Regions from separate parts of the Homo sapiens genome. Here region 2 is linked to region 1. A link is an interaction called in ENCODE POLR2A ChIA-PET data of the cell type or tissue named here. Cell type or tissue: OCI-LY7. All regions are shown on one strand. Links, peaks and the distances in the headings refer to the core of each region. The heading gives the core; the rest is flanking DNA. Region 1 overlaps DIPK1A (divergent protein kinase domain 1A). Region 2 has its middle 53 kb from the start of DIPK1A.

What was found. Peaks named below come from ENCODE experiments on the same cell type or tissue, not always from the same donor. Only the 100,000 strongest peaks of a DNase experiment are listed, where the experiment ranks them.
Region 2: POLR2A ChIA-PET joins it to region 1 with 10 read pairs; 2 of 35 experiments call an interaction of 5 or more read pairs at or near these places.

The regions. Positions count from the first base shown.
Region 1 is chr1:92,940,761-92,952,601 of GRCh38, forward strand. All of the region lies in intron 1 of DIPK1A (divergent protein kinase domain 1A), which reads right to left. Among named protein-coding and RNA genes, the nearest start is that of DIPK1A, 15 kb to the right of the region's middle. RefSeq lists enhancers at 9,108-9,167, 10,573-10,662 and a silencer at 9,152-9,446. In OCI-LY7, for the core only: no CTCF peak of the experiment used is centred there; DNase peaks (open chromatin) are centred at 4,661, 7,037 and 9,331; H3K4me3 peaks cover 4,137 bases; H3K27ac peaks cover 6,151 bases.
Region 2 is chr1:93,008,817-93,020,657 of GRCh38, forward strand. It overlaps the pseudogene RNU6-210P. Among named protein-coding and RNA genes, the nearest start is that of DIPK1A, 53 kb to the left of the region's middle. In OCI-LY7, for the core only: no CTCF peak of the experiment used is centred there; a DNase peak (open chromatin) is centred at 6,085; H3K4me3 peaks cover 952 bases.

The DNA of each region.
Region 1 (11,841 bases), core at 1,486-9,485:
TCATCCAGTTGCTCTGCGTCCTTGCCAGCATTTGGTGTTTTCACTATTTTTAATTTTAGTCATTCTGATGATATCTCATCACGGTTTTAATGTGCAATTCCCTAATGGTTAATAAGCTTGAATGTCTTCATCTGTGTTTACTTGCCATCTATATAGCTTTGGTAAAATGTCTATGCGTGTCTTTTTCCCACTTTCTAACTGGACTATTTTTTAAAACTGAGTTTTGAGAGTTCTTTGTATATTCCAGATACTAGTCCTTTGTGAGATATGTGATTTGCAAATATTTTCTCCCAGTCTGTAGCTTGTCTTTTCATCTTTTTAACAGGGTCTTTAGCAGAGAAAAAGATTTTAATTTTGATAAGATCAAATTTATCAATTTTTCCTTTATGAACCATGCTTTTGGTGTCATCTAAGAACGTGCAGTAACTATTATTTCTTGCCAGAATGAAATAGGACTCAGCTATTAAAAAACAGAATTATCCCTATTTTTTGTTTTTATAACTTTAAGTGGTGAGAAACTTTTTTCACATAAATGAAAAGATAAAAATGGAAGTCTTGTTGTAGCAATTATCTCTCAATTCTTGGAAATCTTTTGAGTTATGTGACAAAAATAACAGTAACCTACCATCAAAAATATACTTACTGATCTATTAGTTACTTAGCAGACAACTCTATCAGGCCTTCTTTCAGTTCTGTTGACAGCAAAATATTGGAAACTAATATTGCAAAAAACTGTTATCTAGTCATTCCCTGAGACAGTATTTCTCGACATTCACTATCTTAACACAGACACCAAATTTTCAATTGCCCTTTGTTTGGTGTCCTGGTAGTTTTTACATCCAGGGCAATGGACCTTTGTAATATCTAAAATGGATTAGCAGTGTGCCTTTCCTTTCTAAAAGTGAGAAAGGATAACGACGCAAGTGAAGGTGGGAAAGCAGAGCACACACCTCCATTCCAAACACATTCTCTGGCAGAGCAATGTTAGGAAAAACTACATCGGGAATTCAAAAATCTAGAAATTGATTCCCTTAACTATCCACACTCTATACTCGAAAAGTGCACTCAAATGTACAGATAAAAGCCAAGAGTGGTGGCGCGTGCTTGTAATCCCAGCTACTCAGGAGGCTGAGGCAAGAGAATTGCTTGAACCCAGGAGGCGGAGGTTGCAGTGAGCTGAGATCACACCATTGCACTCCAGCCTGGGTGACAGAGGGAGACTCTGTCTCAAAAAAAAAAAAAAGCCAGTGTGCATCTACAGCCCACAGCAACACCGCCAGCACAGGGAATATATGGACATGAGCAGTAAATACTTTTTGATGAGGAAAAGAGAAACAGCAAAATGATGAGCAGCAAAATAGCAACATGATACAGTTTATGAAAGGAAGAACTCAAAAACTAAGAATCAGACAGAAGCAAATTAAGTTGTTGCTTAAAGCATAATAATTAAGGCTTTTAAATTCACCAAACCATTCTGCTATCACAGACTGAAAAGGCTTGTTTATCCCTTCTCTGTCCTGGGGGAATAAATTATCTCATGAGTCTTTCTATTTTACCAAATTGCTATTTAAAAGCTGGTGAAATGTTTAAGCAATTCATTACATTAATATAAAGATCTTTTATAGGACAAAAGCATTATCAAAACCAAGTATGAACAGCATTATGAGTAAAGTGGAAAGGATATTGTTTACTTAAAACCCATTGAACTCAACCACAAAATTGATTCTAATTTAAGACGCTAATCTTTTAGCAGTTTTTTTTTCTTTTTCTTTTTTATCAAAATGAACTGTATACAAGATTTTCTGGGGAAAAAAGTTCCATCTTATTTTTATTCCTCTCAAGTTATTTACTCTAATTATCTCACCTTATTTTATTGAAATACTTTGTTAATTAGGTTTTTTATTTTTATTTATTTTTGAGACAGAGTCTAGCACTGTCACCCAGGCTGGAGTGCAGTGGCGCGATCTTGGCTGACTGCAACCTCTGCCTCCTTCCTGAGTTCAAGTGATTCTCCTGCCTCAGACTCCCGAGTAGCTGGGATTACAGGCGCCCGCCACCACGCCCAGCTAATTTTTTGTATTTTTAGTAGAGACGGGGTTTCACCATGTTGGTCAGGCTGGTCTCGAACTCCTGACCTCATGATTCGCCCGCCTCGGCCTCCCAAAGTGTTGGGAATACAGGCCTGGGCCACTGCGCCCAGCTAATTTGTTAATTATGTAATGCTTAAATAGACACTGCAGTCATGAAGATAAATAGGGTAGGTAAATATTAGAAAACAGATGCTGCAGTTTAAAATTCACATCAGGACTTTCAGTTTAAGATGGTAGACTAAAGATACATGTTTGCTACTTACAGCTTGCAAAACCACACTCAAATAAGGAAGGCAAAAGAAGCAATAAATCTCTAACAGCTGAAAGAAACAAAGAAAGAAAGAAAAGTAGGAAATTCACCAGCGGATAAAAGATCCAACACATTTCTAGTTTCAAAAAGCAAATGGAATTGTGTTGATGGATGAGGCAGGCAGAGAAAGCCACAGCCCAGAATACTCTACCAGGCAACCTAAAAGGAGCTGGAAGCCAAACTGCTTCTTGGAATGCTAGAGGGAATCTAGAGAGCCAATCTGTCAGTTGGAACACCTGATGGCTCTGGGCTCCGAGCCAACAGGTACAAGGGAGGGCAGGAGTGAGAAGTGAGGTTGAAGACGGTGGGAATAATTGAAGATCTGTACCTGGAACTGCACTGGTTGGCACCCCCAACCACCTCCCCCACCCCACAGAGATCATAGGCAGCCTAGCATTAACCCTTACTCGAAAAACCAGATAGCTGAAAGAACAAACTGCAGAAAGCCAAGGCTTCTAGTGTGGGTATGTATAGTCCAACAAGAGTAAAGTACTCCGCTGGCACGAGGGACCCCAGAGCCCAGCATAGGCTCAACCTAGAGCAAACAGGCCAGCCAAGGCATCCCATCCTACATACAGGGCTCAGTCAGGCATCCATTCCGGTGATAGGTCTAATGGGAAAACAGACTAACTTTTAAAACAGCAGAGGAAAGCCACACCAGTTACCTAGTCCTTCTTTCTAAAATATGAACAGACAACCAACAATCACCAAGCACATGAGAAAGTCCAGCAGCATGAAAAAGAAGAGCTAAGATAAACATATAGAAAATAAAATCTCTGAAAGGAATGAAGACAATTACAGAGCATAAGAAAACATTAAAAAATAAAATTGTTATAATCAAAATACTGAAGAGGATGGTGCATCCACATAAACTATGAATAGGAAACCATAAAAAGAAACAAATAACTTTTAAATTAAATATAAGATCCTTAGAGTTTAAAAAGTGGTTAGAAAAGGAAAGAAAATCAACAAACGATCTGGAAAATAAAATTGAGAAACTCAACAATGAAAGTACATGAATAAAAGATAAAAATAATAGAGAAGCTAGAAAAGACATAAAGAACCAATCCAATAGCTCCACCATTTGACTAGGAAGAGCTCTAGAAGGAAGAAACAGAGGAAAAAGAAGGGAGAAACTATTCAACAAATAATATAATTTCCCAGAGCTGAGAAAGGATCCAAGTCTTAAGATTCAAAGGGCTCAGTGAGTACCCATACAACTGATAAAAGAACCCTATTTATACATTTTCTCTGGAAACTTCAAAATAAAAATATAAAACAGAGATCCTGAACAGGAAAAACAGGTCACCCACAAAGGATTGATAATCAAACTAGCTTCTTGTCAGCAACAGGGGATATCAGAAGTCAAAGCAGCTGCATCTGCAAATTTTCTGAGAAGATTATTTTTGGCCCAGAATTCTACACTGAGCCCAACTACGAACAAGTACCAGGGTACAATAAAGGCAGTTTTTGTTTTGTTTTGTTTTTCTGAGACAAGGTCTCACTCTGTCACCCAGGCTGGAGTGCAGTGGTGCGATCTTGGCTCACTGCAGCTTCCACCTCCTGGGTTCACGGGATTCTTCCACCTTAGCCTCCCAAGTAGCTGGGAGCACAGCTAATTTTTGTATTAGGATCACTTGAACCCAGGAATTTGAGACCAGCCTGGGCAACATGGCAAAACCCCACAGGCTGGCTGAAACTCCTGGGCTCAAGTGATCCTCCTGCTTTGCGCTCCTAAAGTGCTGGGATCACAGGGGTGAGCCACTGTGCCTGGCCAAAGACAGTTTTAGACATGAAAGCACTCGAAAAGTTTACTTCCCACACATCCTTGCCAAAGAAGAAGATGGCACAGATTAGGACAAGGAAAGACTTAGGGTCCTGAGAACAGTGACACCAACCAATGAGAAGAAGAGAGGGAAATCCTAGGAAGCCAGTTGTGTAGTAGGCCTAGAAAAGCATCCGGTCACCATGGGAACGCAAGCATGGAGGAGGGAGGTTTCTGGTAAGAAGAAAAAAAAGAAGGATTTCACCACAGAATATGAAATATAAGTGAGAGTACAGAAAAAATAAGGCTATGATAAAGGAAGATGGTGCCAGAAAAAGAAGGCAATTAGAAACTCCCTGCAAAAATTTTTAAAAAGGAAGGAAAAAAGACAAATAGCATTAAAAAGCTACATTTCAAACAGGAAACAAGCTTGTATGTACCCTGATTACAAGGAACTGATAGAGTGTGAGAAAAGAGGATCCAGTTACTATTAATGTTGAAGTTTTGAGAGCCCAGGGTCATTACCCTGGCCCCAGCAAGAAGAAAAAGTAGTCCTAACATAGAGTTGGCTCTGCACTAAATAATATTTATAGAATCATATTTTAGGGGGTACTAAAATTAGAAATGTCTTTCATCTTAGGCAAGAACTAACTTTGATGTATTTGGTCTCAAGACATAAACTTCAGGATCCTAAGAGAAAGAGTGGCCAAAAGTATCTCACTCCTTTTCTATTTTCTATAAACACAGAATCAAATGATACCTAGTTCCTTCCTGCAATTAACTCCCTGAAGGTGAGAGTCATTTTCATTATTTGAATGGTCCAGAACTCCAGAAGAAGCTCAGTTCACTTGGATTTGGGGAGCGGATGACAGAAGAAATGTCCACTTTCTGCAGCTAAGTGTAACCAGGTAATTATTGCAAAAGACAAATACTGCATATTGACTGTTCAGGGGAGAAACTGTGGCCGATGGACAGTGATTTCAAATCATAATTCTGTTACTTCATTAGGGATCCCAAAGGCTAGGTTTTAATTATTATTTTTTAATAGAAACGTCAAAAAGCAAACAAGCATGATTTCTAAATACAAGGGACTTTTTAATAGGGAATTTACAAACATCACATGTTCTTTTCCCTATTGGCAGAAATATGGTCTAGCTTCTGGGAAGGGACAAATCCTTGTAGTAATGTGCTAAATAACAAGGGGCAATTGTTGAGGTCTGTTAATTCTACGTGCTTCCTATAATAAAAGGAAAATAACTATAAGCTGCAGACAATGGGTTTCAGGTTTATAAGGGAGATTTTCCTTTATGGAAGAATTAACAAGTCATAATAATATAATATTATTTATAGTTCTCATATTCAAAATTCAACTTATATGGAGACTTGGTTGTATAAAAGGAAAAAATATAAATGTTATCAACTTTGGCAGTGTAAAATTAAAAGTAGCTGACAGAAAGTGGGAAGTAGAAGAGAGGAAAAAACAGGTAGAAAAAGGAGCACATGTTCTCATGTCCCTTCTAAAAAAGGGGAGAGTCAAGAAAGACTGTCAAAAGCGGATAAAATAAGAAACAGTTGTTATTTCTGAGGTTACCAAGTTAAGCAACAGAATAAGTTAAATTAAAATTACAACTATCAAACAATGGAGAGGGATAATGATGTGAGAAAACTAAATATTCATTTTTTAACACCAAGTTAGCAAATATTAACTAAACTTGATAAATCAAGAAACAGAGGTAGGCTGGGCCCGATGGCTCATGCCTGTAGTCCCAGTACTTTGGGGGCTGAGGCAGGCAGATTGCTTGAGCCCAGGAGTTTGAGATCAGCCTGGGCAACATGGTGAAACCCTGCCTCTATAAAAAAATACAAAAATTGGCCAAGCCTGGTGGCACTTGTCTATGGTCCCAACTACTTGGGAGGCTGAGGTGGGAGGATCTCCCGAGCCTGCGATGTTGAAGCGGCAGTGAGCTGAGACTGTGCCACTGTACTCCAGCCTGGGTGACAGAGTGAGACCCTGTCTCAAAAAAAAAAAAAAAAAACCACACAGACATAAAAGTCTATTATGTAGAGCAGTGATCTCCAAATTTTTTTGATAATGCAATCCTTTCAGGAAAATAGTAATAAGCACAAATCCCTGATATAATTATATTTAGTTATTTCTATTCTATGTAAAACTACGACTATACTCATCTATTATATGTATATAGTAACTTACACAAAAATAAAAGTTTTAAGTATGTAAGAATAATTTTGAATGCATTTTTCAAGGCGGGGAAATACTTATAATAATACATCAAAATACAGAAAATCATCAGTTATTCTTATACAAAAATAAACATTTTAAGATATTTTTTAAAAGTATATAAGCTGGGCAAATGATCTGAACAGACATTTCTCAAAAGAAGACATACAAATGGTCAAAACAAGGATAAGAAAATCATCAGGGAAATGCAAATCAAAACTACAATGAGCTATCATCTCACCCCAGTTAGAATGGCTATTACCAAAAAGACAAAAAATAACAAATACTGGCAAAGATGCAGAGAAAAGGGAACTCTTATACACAGTTGGTGGGAATATAAATTAGTACAGCCATTATGGGAAAGATTATGGAGGTTCTTCAAAAAAACTACAAACAGAATTACCATATAATGCAGCAATCCCACTACTGGGTATTTATCCAAAGGAAAGGAAATCAGTATGGAGAGACAGCTGTACTTCCATGTTTACTGCAGCATGATTCACAATAGCCAAGATAGGGAATCAATCAAAGTAATGGAATACTATTCAGCCACAGAAAACAATGAAATCTTGTCTTTCACGGCAATATGGATGAGCCTGCAGGACAGTATGTTAAGTGAAACAAGCCAGGCGCAGCAAGATAAATACCACATGTTTTCACTCATATGTGGAAACTAAAACAGTTGATCTCATAGAAATAGATAGTAGAATGGTGGTTACCAGAGGTAGGAAAAGGTACGGGGGACAGAGGAATAGCTAAAGATTGGTTAACCGACACAAAAGTGCAGCTAGATAGGAGGAATAAGTTCTAGTATTCTACAGCACTGTAGAGTGACTCTAGTTAACAATAATTTATTGCATATTTTCAAATAGCTAGGAGAGGATTTTGTATGTTCCCAGTTTAAAGAAATGATAAAAGTTTAAGGGGATAGACGTGCTAATTATCCTGATTTGATCATTATACTTACATGGAGACTTGGTTGTACAATAGGAAAAAATATAAATGTTATCAACTTTGGCAGTATAAAAGTAAAAGTGTAGCTGACAGAAAGTGGGAGGGACATTCCAAGGCAAAGAGGAAAGGTAGGGTAGACATGTTGACACATGAGACAGCATGTTGTCTGGAAAACTGGAAGTTTTTCAGGATTGCTAGAGCAAATGGTACATGAGGTGGTGGTGGCAGGAATGGAACATGTATTGAAATATCACATTGTACCCCATAAATATGTACAATTATGTGTCAACTAAAAATAATTTTTAAAAACTTTTTTAAAAAGGTAATTAACTTTTTTCTTTAAAAAATAGAGACGGGTTCTCATTATGTTGCCCAGGCTGGTCTCGAACTCTTGAGCTCAAGTGATCCTCTTGCCTCAGCCTCCCAAAGTGCTGGGATTACAGGCATGAGCCACCACACCCAGCTAAAAGGTAGTTAACTTCATATTCATATATATATATTTATTTTATATTTTTTTGTATTTAATATATATACGTATATATACATATGTGTATATATACATGTATATGTATATATACACATATGTATATACACATATATTTTTTATATTTAATATATATGTATATATACATATATATGTATATATATGTGTGTGTGTGTATATATATATATGTGTGTGTATATATATATATTTTTCCCCCCTGAGGTGGAGTTTCACTCTTGTTGCCCAGGCTGGAGTGCAATGGTGCGATCTTGGCTCACTGCAGCCTCCACCTCCCGGGTTCAAGCGATTCTCCTGCCTCAGCCTCACAAGTAGCTGGGATTACAGATGACCACCACCATACCCGGCTAATTTTTTGTATTTTTAGTAGAGATGGGGTTTCACCATATTGGCCTGGCTGGTCTCGAACTCCTGACCTCAGGTGATCCACCCACTTCAGCCTCTCAAAGTACTGGGATTAGTTAACTTCATTTTTTTAAAGCAGCATACAAATAAAGAACCAACGATTTGACATTCTTCTTACCCACTTCTCTACCCTCCCACTCCCACCCCCAAAATTAGAACTTCACCTTCCTTCAGGAAGTATTTGGGGAACTTAAAAAACTTAATAAAGTTAATATACTTTCCAAAATGTATACAATAAATAAAATTTCAAATAATTCTTTTTTTTTGAGACAGAGTTTCGCTCTTGTTGCCCAGGCTGGAGTGCAATGGCGCAATCTCAGCTCACTGCAACCTCCACCTCCCGGGTTCAAGCAATTCTCCTGCCTCAGCCTTCTGAGTAGCTGAGATTACAGGCACCCACCACCACACCTAGCTAATTTTTTTGTATTTTTAGTAGAGACGGGGTTTTACCATGTTGGCCAGGTTGGTCTCGAACTTCTGACCTCAGGTGATCTACCCACCTCGGCCTCCCAAAGTGCTAGGATTACAAGCATGAGCCACTGTGCCCAGCAATAATTTCTTTCAGTACTCAAATTAAGAATCTTATGAACCTCCCAGGATGTGTACAGTTTTCTTTAGAGATATAGCTATAGAAGTAAGAGGCATAGTAACCAGGAAATCCAAAAATATAAATGGTTAAAGAGAGGCTACCTTTAGGGAATAAAGCTAGGGGCAGGATGAAGTGGAAGGAGAAACATAGTTTGTATCATAAGCTCATCTATACTATTTGACTTGCTGTGTACACATTCTTTCAGATAAGGAATTAGTTTATCTAATCAGTTCTATAAAACTCTGTATCTTTACAATTATGTATGCTGATTCATTTCATTCAACAAATATTTTTTCCTCATCTGCTCTGCCCTAGCCACAAAAGACAGAGAAAACTGACATTTTAGCTCTCAAAGAGATCACAGTCTGGGATGGAAGAAGGATATGGAAACCACTGACAACATTTCAGTCTTCTAAGTGCTTAAGAGAAGAGCATGCCAGGTATCATGCACTCGCAGTTTGGGTCACAGAAGAGGTACACTAATACTGTGGAGTATTAAGGAGGGACTGCTGAAAGGTCACTTCCTCTTTGAGTTGAGACTTAAAGGACAAGTAAAAAAAAGACAATAAACCAGATGAATGGGTATGGAGAGCAAATGGGGAAAGGACATTCTAAGGCAAAGAGGAAAGGTGGGGTGGACACGTTGACACATGAGAGAGAGCATGTTGTCTGGAAACTGGAAGTTTTTCAGGATTGATAGAGCAAATGGTGCACAAGGTGGTAGTGGCAGGAATGGAACGACAATATAGGAAGGGGCAAGAAATGAAGAGCGGTGCTCAGAACTCTGCATAGACTCCTAAAGGCAATGGGAAGCCACTGAAGGATTTCACCAGCAGGAAGGGAGACCTGAACAAATTACTTTGGAAGCAATGTGGAGGATAGATCTGAAAGGGTTAGACTGGGCTATTACAATGGGCCTAATTAGACAAAAGGAGATGTGAATTACAGTAACAGCAGAAGAATGAAGATGAGATGATGCATTCAAAAGTTATTTGGGAGGCGGGAGGATAGCTTGCTTGAGCCTGGGACGACGCTGCAGTGAGCTATGATTGTGCCACTGCACTCCAGTCTAGGAAACAGAGGGAGAGCCTGTCTCAAACAAACAAACAAAAAAGAATAGTGTTTATGGTAAAAACAAGTATTTCCAAATGTAATTGTTAGCAGCTATTTTCATTTTCCTTCCTTTAATAAACATCCAAGACTCCTTTCATAGTTATTGCCAGAAGGATTAATATAATCATAGCTCTCTTATAAAAATCTCTTGCTTTGGTACCACCGTTAAACCTAATACTAATAGGAAAGAAACAAAGTATTTTAAGAAATAATTACTTTTTTTTACTATTAGAATTCAATTATATCTTCCTGTGGAGGCAGAATTCTATAGATATCCACCAACATTTCCACCCTCTGGTTATTTCAAATACTAATCCAAGTACTGCTGTGAAGGAGGGACTTTGCAAGTGGAACTAAGGTTACTACTCAGATGACTTTAAAATAGAGATTATCCTGGATTATCTGAGTGGATCCAACGCAATCATACGAGCTCTTAAAAGCAGAAGAGGAAGGCAGAGGAGTTAGTAAGATGAGGCAGAAGAGGGAGGCAGAGAGATGTGAAACAAAGGACTCCACCCATAGTTGCTGGCTTTGAAGTTGGAGAAAGGGAAACATGAACCATGAACCATGAACCATGAAATGCAGGTGGCCTCTAGAGGCTGAGAACAATCCTCAGCCAGCAGCCAGCAAGGAAATGGAGACTCAGTCCTGCAACCACATGTAACTGAATTCTGACAACTGGAAAGAATCTGGAAGCCGAATCATTCCCAAAACTCTAGAAAGAAACTCAGCCCTGGTGACACTGATTTCAACCTTGTGAAACTTGGAGCAGAGAAACAGCTGAGTCACACTGTGCCCTGACTTCTAAGTTAACAAAACTCTGAGATCAGGGTACAAACAAATGGGCGTTGTTTTAAGCCACTAAATTTGTGGTAATTCGTTACAGGAGCACTGGAAAACTAATACTCTTTATTTAATCACTGACTTCAAATATGCTCTGTCAAATCTCATTTTTCTATTAAGAGATGTAACTTTGAACAGAGTTCATACATTTCCAGTCATACTCAATTACTATAAAATCCAGTCTAATTTACTTTCCCCAAACTAATTTTGAAAATGTTTAAACCTACAGAAAATTTAAAAGACTAATACAATGAATACTCTTATACCCTATACCTACCTATATTTATCAACTGCTAACATTGTTCTAATTTATTTGCCTTTTCACTCTTCCTAAATATACATAAATACTCCCCCGCCCCCCACCCTCTCCTTCTCTGTATCAGGCATTCTAAACTGTAGATGATTTTGCCCCCCAGAGGACAACTTATCATCAGGAAAATGAAATTAAAACTACAATGAAATACCAACTCACACCCATGAGAATGGCCACTCTTTAAAAAAAAAAAAAACACACACAAATGTCTGGAGACATATCTGATAGTCACTACTGGGGGAATGCTACTGATATCTAACGGGTAGAGCCCATGGATGCTGCTAAACATCCTGCAACACCAAGTCCCACACAATTATCCAGCCCAAAATATCAATAATGCTGAGATTAAGAAACCCTGCTTTCTGTATATGTATATACAAACATTTTTTTCCTGAACCATTTGTAAGTAAATTACAGACATTATGATACTTTTTACCCTAAAGGCTTTAGTTTTGGCTGGGCATAGTGGCTCACGCCTGTAATGCCAGGACTTTGGGAGGCCAAGGTGGGCCGACTGCTTGAGCCCAGGAGTTCGAGACCAGCCTGGGCAACATGGTGAAACCTGGTCTCTACAAAAAATACAAAAACTAGCCAGGTGTGGTGGCACAGGCCTGTGGGCCCAGCTATTTGGGAGGCTGAGGTGGGAGATCGCTTGAGCCAGGAAGGCTAGGTTGCAGTGAACCATTGAGCCATGATGACGCCACTGCACTCCAGCCTG
Region 2 (11,841 bases), core at 2,658-10,657, 69 kb after region 1:
AATTTAAAACTGCTGCTTAAAAAAATCTTAAAATCTTCCCTGGAGCCTTGGCCTTAAGATTGAACCACTTTATGACCAAGCAATTCTACTTCTGGGTATATAACCAAGAGAATTGAAAAAGCGTATATCCACACCAAAATTTGTACATAAGTGCTCGCTTTAGCAGCACATATACTATGAGGTTGGTGCAAAAGTAATTGCGGCTTCAGACCATGCATGTTAAATCATTATAACTCAGCTCAAACACATCTTTATTCATCAAAATAAGAACCATTACAATCAACATATTTTTGTCAACGAGAAATATGTTTGTTTATTCCTGTAGCATAAAAATCCGTGCTTCAGGATTCGACGAACTCTTGGAAAGCATTTTCTGCATCCTGCTGATTATGGAAGCATTTTCCCTGAAAAAAGTTGTTGAGATGCTTGAAGAAGTGGCAGTCAGTTGGCAAGATATCAGGTGAATATGACAGGTGAGGCAAAATTTCGTAGCTCAATTTGTTCAACTTTTGAAGCATTGGTTGTACGCCGTGAAGTCGCACGAAGTGAGGTTGTCATGGAAGAGTTGGGCCCTTTCTGTTGACCAATGCCAGCTGCAGGTGTTGCAGTTTTTGGTGCATCTCATCGATTTGCTGAGCATACTTCTCAGATGTAACAGTTTCCTCTGGATTCAGAAAGCTGTAGCGGATCAGACCGGCCGCAGACCGCAAACAGTGACCATGACCTTTTTCTGGTGCAAGTTTGGCTTTGGGAAGTGCTTTGGAGCTTCTTCTTGGTCCAGCCAATGAGCTGGTCATTGCTGCTTGTCGTATACAATCATTTCACGTCATAATCCGATCTAGAAATGATTCGTTGTTGTTGCGTAGAATAAGAGAAGAGGACATTTTAAAAGAATGATTTTTTTGATTTTCGCTCAGCTCATGAGACACCCACTTATGGAGCTTTTTCAGCTTTCCAATTTGCTTCAAATGCTGAACGACCATAGAATGGTTGACGTTGGGTTCTTTGTCAACTTCTCATGTAGTAGGATCAGCTTCGATGATTGCTCTCAATTGGTCGTCGTCAACTTCCGATGGCCGGCCACTACGCTTCTCATCTTCAAGGCTCTCGTCTCCTTTGCAAAACTTCTTGAGCCACCACTGCACTGTACGTTCGTTCATTAGCAGTTCCTGGGCCAAACGCGTTGTTGATGTTGCAAGTTGTCTCCCCTGCTTTACGACCCATTTTGAACTCGAATAAGAAAATTGCGCGAATTTGCTTTTTGTCTAACGTCACTTCTATAGTCTAAAATAAATATAAAATAAACAGCAATAAGTCATTAGCAAAAGATAAAAGTGAGAAATGTGCATTAAAATGATGTACAACATAACCACACTTATTTAAGAAAGTATTCCAATATCAAACAGCAAATTTCAACAATGCAAAAACCGCAATTACATTTGCACCAACCTAATAACACTGGAACAATACAGAGAAGATTAGCATGGACCCTGCACAAGAATGACATGCATATTCAGAAAGCATTTCATATTTTTCCATTGAAACTTCTTTCACCTCGGCTGGACGTGGTGGTTCACGCCTGTAATCTCAGCACTTTGGGAGGCCGAGGCGGGCGGATCACGAGGTCAGGAGATCGAGACCATCCTGGCTAACACGGTGAAACCCCGTCTCTACTAAAAATACAAAAAAAAACTTAGCGGGGCATGGTGGCGGGTGCCTGTAGTCCCAGCTACAGGCTGAGGCAGGAGAATAGCGTGAAACCAGGAGGCGCAGCTTGCAGTGAGCCGCGATCGCGTCACCGCACTCCAGGCTGGGCGACAGAGTGAGACTCCGTCTCAAAAAAACAAAACAAAACAAAACAAAACAAAAACTTATTTCACCTCAAAAAGAGCTAAACACAAATGATTATAGCAGCATTGTTCATAATAGCCAAAAAGTGGAAACAACCCAAATGTCCGTCAACAGATGAATGCATTTAAAAATATGGTTACTTATACAATATAATCTTATTCAGCCATAAAAAGGAGTAAAGTATTGATACATGCTACAGCACAGAAGAACCTTGTAAACATCATGCTTACTGAAAGAAGCCAGTCACAGAAGACCATGCTGTGTATGGTTACACTTAGATGAAATGTTCAGAATAGGCAAATCCATAAAGACCTAAAGTAGATTAGGGGATGAGGGAGGGGTTATAGAGAGGGACTGTGTTTTGTTTGTTTGTTTTTTGAGACAGAGTCTTGCTCTGTTGCCCAGGCTGGAGTGCAGTGGCACAATCTCTGCTCACTGCAACCTCCACCTCCCAGGCTCAAGCGATTCTCCTCCTCAGCCTCCCCAGTAGCTGAGACTACAGGCATGTGTCACCACGCCCAGCTAATTTTTATAGTTTTAGTAGAGATGGGGTTTCACCATGTTGGCCAGGCTGGTCTCAACCTCCCGACCTTAAGTGATCTGCCGGCCTCGGCCTCCCAAATTGCTGGGATTATAGGCATGAGCCATGGCGCCCGGCCGGGTACAGAATTTCTTTTGGGGGTAATAGTGTTCTAGAATTAGATAGTAATGGCTGAACAACCTTGTGAATATATTTAAAAACCACTGAACCTTACATTTTTAAATGGTGAATTTTGTAAACCGTATGTAAATTTTTTAAAAAAGCAAAAAAGATCGAACGATTTGTTGACTCTCTTGGTAGGATGAAAGGGGGAGATATTTTTGAGCGGAGTAGCTCCCATTGCTCCTTCTCTGCTCAGTGCTCATGCCCTTCAGCAAAGCAGAACAAGAGAAGCAGGATTTGGACAAGGGCCCTGACACTTGCATCAGACCGAGAGGCTTCCAAGCACTTACTATCAAGAGCTAGAATGAAATAGGCCCCATCTTTTTCAATGACAGGTAAAAGGTTAATGGGTATGTTTTTCTCAATGTTAAGATTTTCACCCATAGTATATCTTAAAATGTTGGTGCTACTTCTACTTGTCTGTTGGGGAGTATTAATGCAATGCTTACCACACCCAGAGAGAAATGAGTCTCGAGAGAGCACTAGAAGGCAGAACTGTTTGGCAAACCTCAATTTTGTTTTTGTTTTTGTTTTTTAGAGACAGGGTCTCCCTGCTCTGTCACCCAGGCTGGAGTGCAGTGGCGCCATCACAGCTCACTGCAGCCTCAAACTCTTGGGCTCAAGTGATCCTTCTGCTTCAGCCTCCCAAGTAGTTGGGACTACAGGTGCGTACCACCACACCTGGCTAATATATATATACAGACAGGTTCACACTATGTTGCCCAGGCTCATCTCTAACTCCTGACCTCGAGCAATCCTCCTGCCTCAGCCTCCTAAAGTGCTGGGATTATAGGCGAGAGCCACTGTGACTGGAAGCAAACCCCAGTTTTAAGGTTACAGGCAGAGCTTCCATTAGACAAATTTAGGAGGCAGGTGACATTTGTCTTCAGAGACTTCCATCTTCCCTTGTAGGGGGTGCTCAGTGCTCTCTTACACACTCATCATCATCCTGGGGATCTGAGATCCTGTCCATTGGTGACTCATCCTTGAACTTGGTTTATTGTAACTATTTTAAAACGTTAGTCTATAGAAAATATTCACATGAGTACACAAAGACACATGTATAAGGATGTTCATGGTATCATTTTAATTACAGTTTCCAATCAGAAACAACCTAGATAATTGCTAATAGGAGAAATATTGTTCTTCTGGTCAACAAACCAAACTTCTCATGGAGGATTTGTATTACAGAGCATGCTCAGAGAGAAGCCCCCTCCTAAATTAACTGATGCGTGTGGGTGGGGGTTGGGATTTGGTAGTAGTGGGGAACCCCATATGGAGGCTGATGAAATACAAGCTGGTTTGCTACTCTGATATTTTGCTTATTTTTTCCTTCGCCTGGAGTACGCTCCCCTTCTACCTGCTCCCATTCCAAAATCTGACATTAGCACAACTTTCAACCTTATGTTGCTCAAATGCCACTCTTGATATACTTTTCTCTTCCCCATTCAGCTAAGGGCTTGGTGTCATTCATTTTTGAATCTCTGTCATTTAGCAGACTTCCTGGCATATAGCAGAAGTGCAAGAAATATTTTTTAAACAAAATAATGAACAACTGAACCTACCTCTTCTAACCATATTAAGTATTTCATTCTCTGTGAACCCACAGCACTTTATTTATGTCTCTCTTTTGGCATTATGACTTTCTACCTTGTATTGTGATTTCTTTGTGTAAATCTTTGCCTCTCTACTGGAATGAAAGCCTTTTGTGGGCAGAAACCACATAAAACCAAGCATAGTGTTTTGTGTATAATAAGTATGCAATTAACTAACTTAATTCAGTTTGGCAAAAAAAACTTTTTTGAAAAGAAATTTATAAGGATCTCATAAATATGAGAAGTAAATGTATGTATGCTAATACAGATGCAGGAATATAAAAAGTACTTTATTTCCATAATGCTGTCATCCTCGAGCCACCAGGGATATTCTGAGGTTTAAGCTTACTGATTTATGCACATAGGGCCTAGCAGCCTCAGCAGCTCAATCAACTTGCTCTTCTTCTCTCTTTCCCTCAGGCCTCCCCTCCAGCTAATGATAATTTTGTCTTTCACACTGTAAGGAAAACTGGTGCCTGGAAAAGTCAGAGGGTTCAAACGGCAAGTCAGCTGCAGAATCAAGAATAGATCTGCCCTCTCAGCCTCTCTGGCATGGACCTTCTCTGACACAAACCCTGGCTTTGGGAATGTGGAGACTGATGATTCCCACATTTAGGACTCACATCAAAAGAGAAGCTGCTTGTCAGTTCTACTCCCTTCCCCACATTTGGTATGCAAAGGAGCTTCTCTGAGACCTTAGGACCCCAATGTATACCTGTTTTATATTTCAGACTCTTCTTAATGGTTTGTGAGCATGTCACAGTCTCTGTTAGTCTGGGATAGGGCATAATTATCTTTGTATTGTGGGAAGAACTGTGCTATAAGCTACTTAATATTCAGAGAGCAATTTGCAGGTACTCAGTTTAGTCACAAAGTCTGCTTAATGACGCTGAACATGAAAGTCTGGATTGTCTATTTCCAAGCTGTTATCCAGGCTGGCTAAATGACCCATCTTCCCTCTGGCCTGAACTCCAAGAGTAGCTGGAGTTTGGGGCCTGAAGTGAACACCTATAATCAGCTAGACCAGGGTTTCTTTTCCTGAACACTATCGACATTTTAGACCAGATAATTCTTTGCTTTGGGGGCTGTCCTGGGCATGGTAAAATTTTTAGCAGCATCTCTGGCCTCTATACACTAGAGGCCCATAGCACCACTCCTCCCCAACCAGTTGTGACAACCAAAAATGTCTCCAGATATTGCCAGTGTCCCCTGAAGAGTAAAATCGACCCCAGCTGAGAGCTGCTGACTGTGGACTTTGAGCTACTTGCCTGCTATCCTCCAGACTAGAGACTGATGTTTCCAAATTTCTCTTGCCTCCAGATTCCCCAGACTGAGTGGTGTCTTCTTTCTTTGAGCCTTAGCTTTGACTGTTTCTTCCTTTTTTGCCTGATAGTCGGTGGTCTCCTGGTTGCTTGAGTCACTTGGTCTCATTTCCCTCTGGCCTTGGATGACCTCACTGCTGTCCTGTTTCAACTCATAAACTTCTGGACTAACAAAAATAATGTACTTCCTGAAAGCCCAAATTTGCAACATTTATTCAATAAACATTTATTACTATATATTTTGCTCTAGTGACATGCTAGGATATGCTTGAGACTGTGGGGTTTATTGGCTAGAATTATGTTTCAATGCAAGTGACAGTGGCTTGAACAAGATAGTTTATCGCGCGTAGAAGTCCAAAGGGAGACAGGCCAGAACTGGTGTGGTGATCTTGTTCCATGGAGTTGATCTGCTGGGCTTGAATTCTCTTCTAAGATCACTCCATGGTCCAAGATAGCTGTTCACCCCCAGCCATCAGCTCCACCACCAAGCCAGAAGGAAGAAGGAAGGAATGGTGAAAAAAGCGAAATTAAGAAAGGTCCTTAAAGACTGCTATATAACACTTAAGCTTGCATCTATTTGCCTGAACTTAGTTACCAGGCCACACCTGTCTGTAAGGCAGGCTGAGAAAATGTGGTTTTGTTTCTGTTTTTGTTCTGAAACGGAGTTTCACTCTTGTCGCCCAGTCTGGAGTGCAACAGCACAACCTTGGCTCACTGCAACCTCTGCCTCCCGGGTTCAAGTGATTCTCCTGCCTCAGCCTCCCAAGTAGCTGGGATTACAGGCATGCGTCATCACACCCAGCTAATTTTTGTATTTTTAGTATAGACAGGGTTTCACCATGTTGGTCAGGCTGGTCTTGAACTCCTGACCTCAAGTGATTTGCCTGCCTCGGCCTCCGAAAGTGCTGGGATTACAAGTGTGAGCCACTGCACCCGGCCGGAAACATGGTTTTTACTCTGAGTGGCCATGTGACCCATTTAAAAACTGAGGGATCTAGTACAATGAATATTAGAGGACAATTGGAAGCCTCTGCTGCACGGAGGATACAAGGACACTTGGAACACACACCTACCCTCATGATGCTTTGGTACAGTAGCAGAATTAGTTGCACAGTATACACAACTACCTCTAGTTAAACTTGACTAAAATAACTTTTTTTCTAAAGGGGAAGGTGTAATTACAATAATGATAAAATGATAATGACTGTAAACTAAATATTAACCACATTAGGAAGAGGATACATGTTTATATTTGCACAGTTGTGACTGTCTACAGTTCTTCAGATCCTAAAATTTTATTCTACAACAAATTTGAGTTTAATTTTTGGAAGAGTTTGCCTCTCAGGAAATGCATACAGGAAACTCAATTACAAGTTTTTGAAATGTTGGAAATAATAATTATGAGTCACTTTTTATTATCTAGCAGTGGGTGTCAAATTAACTGCTGCTTTATTTTTAGCTATGTGATGTGTCACTCAGTATACATTCTCTAGAGGTTTGCATTAGTTGAAATATGAGAAAGATCTGCAGAGTCAATAGGGTTGCCAAGTCTTCATCAAAGATTATCCCAAACTGGTATTTTGGTTTTGGTACAAATTGACGTGTCATCTTACAGTGCCAAAAGTCATGACGACCAAACAGAGTGGAACTAAGGCAGCTTTTTTTCCAGTTTCCCCATGCTTATAAATCTTCCTCCTGGAGAATTTTATTTCTTAACAGTGCTATTCTAATGACCTCCATGAAGTGCTGATCCAATCCCAAGGCTCAGTTTTGAACTCTTTGAGTAGGAAGTAGGCGGTCTAAATGCAGATTAACAGAATTGCTTTGACTTTCTTTAGGAAACTTACATGGGGCAGAGTGAAGAGAAAGTTGACCTCATTTTATTACTTTCATAAAGGAAAAGCTTGGTGCTCTCCCATTCTATTCTGAATTCCTATCATCACTCATTCTTGGAATTGTTTAGGTAAACAAAGAGTCATAGAGGTACAGGGAAAAAATGCAGTGTGCTGGATGGAGACCTGATCCCTGATTAAGACAGAGGAGGTTGCTGGGGAATGCAGCAAGTGATAATGCCACAGATTTTCTAAAGCTTTGGGACCTCTAGAAGAGGAGCTGGAGTGAGGAACGGGTGAAAGCGGCTGCTGCAGCCAGAGTCAAAGGGCATGTGAGACAGCATCTCTTTCATCATCCTCACACACGTGAACAGCAACTCCATTCGGAGTGTCAGCTTCCAGCAGGAGGTATTATAGAGTGCTTCTGCAGCTTTGCATGTATGTGTGTTACAAATGCACATGTGTAACATGAAGAATTGTGAGGAAAATGTGTGTGAAGTGCCCAGCACCGCGTCTGACACATGGTAGTAGGTGCTCTGTGTGTGAGAGTTACTGTTATCATCAGAGTGAAAGGGCACCACAAAGCCCCTTCCTCCTGGCCTGCAAATCCAACTCTGGGGTCATATATGTGGATGAGGGAAAATACACTGTTATCTGGGACCTGACGCAGTCTCTCTCACCTTCTAGCCATATTTGTCTGCAGGTTCCTCTTCCCCACTCACCTTCTTCCTCCTTTCCCACCTCATCCCCAAATACCTACTTTTTCTTCAAGGCCCAAGACAAATCCCAGCTTTTCTCTATACCTATACCTCATCACATTCTCATGTAGATACCCATTGTCTTCTATGGGTGCCCACAGCACTTTGAATGTAATGTAATATGCCTCTTATCATTCTATCCTTTAGTTATGTGCCACCAATGCCAGTGACTGAGCTTCTCCAGGATGAGGATGTTTTCTTCTTTAGCTTTACCTTTTCAATTATTAAAATATTGCTTGACTAGATAAATTGTACATTCATCCAATGGGATATTATGCAGAGATAAAAAGAAATGAGCTGTAGGCTGGGCGCAGTGGCTCACACCTGTAATCCCAGCACTTTGGGAGGCCAAGGAGGGCGGATCACCTGATGTCAGGAGTTTGAGACTAGCCTGGCCAACATGGTGAAACCCCGTCTCTATTAGAAAATACAAAAATTAGCCAGGCATGGTGGTGGGCGCCTGTAATCCCAGCTACTCAGGAGGCTGAGGCAGGAGAATCACTTGAACCCCAGGAGGTGGAGGTTGCAGTGAGCCAAGATCACACTACTGCACTCCAGCCTGGGTGACAGAGTGAGACTCTGTCAAAAAAAAAAAAAAAAAGCTATCAAGCCATGAAATGGCATGGAGGAAACTTAAATGCATATTTCTAAGTGAAAGCACCCAGTCTGAAATGGCTATACATTGCACAATTCCAATTATATGACATTCTGGAAAAGGCAAAACTATAGAGACAATAAATCTCCAGCAATTGCCAGGGGTTGAAAATGGGGGTTCATTATGAAGGTGAAGCACAGGAGATATTTAGGGAGGTGAAACTATTCGGTATGATACTGTAATGGTGGATACATGACATTATGCATTCATCAAAACCCACAGATAGAACACAAAGAGTGAACCATAATGTATGCAGATTAAGTAAAGTCATTTAGGAGGTAGGAGAGTTCCAGGAAGGGAGGCAGACAATGGCAGTAAAATCTAACTGTATTAAAAATGTATGAAACAACCTCACTGAAGGAAGTAGGGGGAACACATACTGACCTAAAGTTACTTTGGAAATGAGTGGAATATGTAAGACTAAAGGCAAAAGAAATCGCACACTAAAAGCACGTAAGAACACTTCTTTAAAAATGCAATAAAAACAAAAATAAATAAACAGGACTTAAACTACAAAGCTTCTGTATAGCAAAATAAATAATCAACAGAGTAAACAGACAACCTTTAGAATGAGAGAAAATGTTTGCAAACTATACATCTGACAAAGGACTAATATCCAAAATCTATAAGGAACCCAAACTAATCAGCAAAAATAAAACAAATAATCCCATTAAAAACTGGGCAAATGATATGAATAGACATTTCTCAAAAAAAGATATACAAATGGCCAAAAAACATGAAAAATACTCAACATCACTAATATCAGGCAAATGCAAATTAAAACCACAATGAGATACCACCTTACCCCAGTCAGAATGGCCATTTGAAAAAGTCAAAAAACAATAGAGGTTGGTGCAGAAGTGGTGAAAAGGGAATGCTTGTACACTGTTGGCGGGAATATAAATTAGTACAACTTCTATGGAAAAAAGTGTGGAGATTTCTCAAAGAACTAAAAGTAAATCTACCATTCGATCCAGTAATCCTACTACTAGGTATCTACCCAAAGGAAAAGAAGTCATTATATAAAAAAAGACATGTGGCTAGGTGCGGTGGCTTACACCTGTAATCCCAGCACTTTGGGAGGCCGAGGCAGGCAGATCACCTGAGGTCAGGAGTTTGAGACTAGCCTGGCCAATATGGTGAAACCCCATCTCCACCAAAAATACAAAATTCAGCTGGGTGTGGTGGTACACGCCTGTGATCCCAGCTACTTGGGAGTCTGAGTGAGGCAGGAGAATCGCTTGAACCCAGGAGGTGGAGGTTGCAGTGAGCTGAGATCACACCACTCTACTCCAGCCCGGGTGACAGAGCAAGATTCTGTTTCAAACAAACAAACAAAAAAAGACACTCGCACTCATATGTTTATTGCAGAACAATTCACAATTACAAAGATATGAAATCAACCTAAGTGCCCATCAACAGATGAGTGGATAAAGAAAATGTGATATACATATACCATGAAATACTACTCAGCCATAAAAAGAACAAGATAATGTATTTTGCAGCAACTTGGATGGAACTGAAGGCCGTTATTCTAAGTGAAGTGACTAAAAAATAGAAAACCAAATACCATATGTTCTCACTTATAAGTGGAAGCTAAGCTATGGATGTGCAAAGGCATATAGACTGGTATAATGGACACTGGAGACTCAGAAGCGAGGGATGGTGGAAGGAGGGTGGGGAGAAAAAATTACCTGTTGGGTACACTACACACAGATATACTAAAAGCCCAGATTTCACCACTGTACAATGTATCTATGTAACCAAAAACCACTTTTACCTCTAAAGCTACTGAAATAAAAACAAATTAAAAAAATAATGCTGCTTTAGTTGATAAAGTTGTTTCATTTGGGGGCATGGGTTAACAATTCTGATACTGCTACACATGTGTACTGGAACTAAATGATTGAGTAAATAGATGGCAGATTGTAGGAACCAGGTTTCTCACTGCTGGAGTGGGAATTTACAGATAAGCAAGGAGAAAAAGCTAGAATGATCCATATATTAATGGATTAAAGTTAGACACATCAGTAAGAACTCATATTTAGTTTAATTTGGATATAGATTGTTTTTTTAAGAGACAGGGTCTTGTTCTATTGCCCAGGCTGGAGCGCAATGGTGTGATCATAGCTCACTGCAGCCTTGAACTCTTGGGCTCAAGCAATGCTCTCACCTTAGCCTGTTGAACAGCTGGGACTACAGGCATGCACCACTACATCCAGGTAAATTATTTTTAATTTTTTAGAGTTGAGTCTCTCTATGTTGCCCAGGCTGGTCTCAAACTCCTGACCTCAAGAGATCTTCCCGCCTCAACCTTCTCAGTAGCTGGAATTCTGGGCATGAGCCACTGCACCCGACCTATATAAAAATATTTATAGATAGATGTATATACACTGGTTAGTATCCACACAATTATTTATTTGATCTGTTAGCAGAGAAGTCCTAAAAGACCTAGCATATTCTCTAGTACACAGACACCTACCATCCAGATCTCGGTTCCTAATACCATTATCTAACAAAAGGAACTAAGGGTTTTTTTGGAGACATGACTGATTCTAGAACTGGGGAAGGAAAGACACAAGATGTACCTGGAGCATGTTGCAGTGCCGAAAAGTAAGGAAGTGCTAGAAAAAAAAAATCATGTTGTTGGATTATGTCAAAGGGGCATAAGAGCCAACTGAAAGAGTTCCCGGTGACCAAAGGGGAAACAATTTGAGCAAAAAAAAATAAAATAAAAGTAATACTGAATTATAACCTAAAGTATAAAACAAGTATGCATGAGTTAACAATGTTATAAATACATAATTGAATAAATTAATAAGTGGGAGGAAGAGACAAATTGTCCATACAGAAGAATTGCAAGTGATTTATGTAGATACTCTGCCACCCTCCAAAAAGGGAGCATACATCCACTTCTTATGTGTGGGCAGCACATGGTGACTTCCCTCCAAAGATTATGGAAAGAGAGGAAAAAGAGTAACTTTACAGTGGAGAAACTTGGCAAAAACCACTTCAGCCAGTGTCATAAATCATGATGACTGTATATCCAGGGATACGATGTGATGAAAATGGCACTTTGCCTCTATGATCTTCCTCCTGTGGCCTCATAACCCCAATCTAAGACA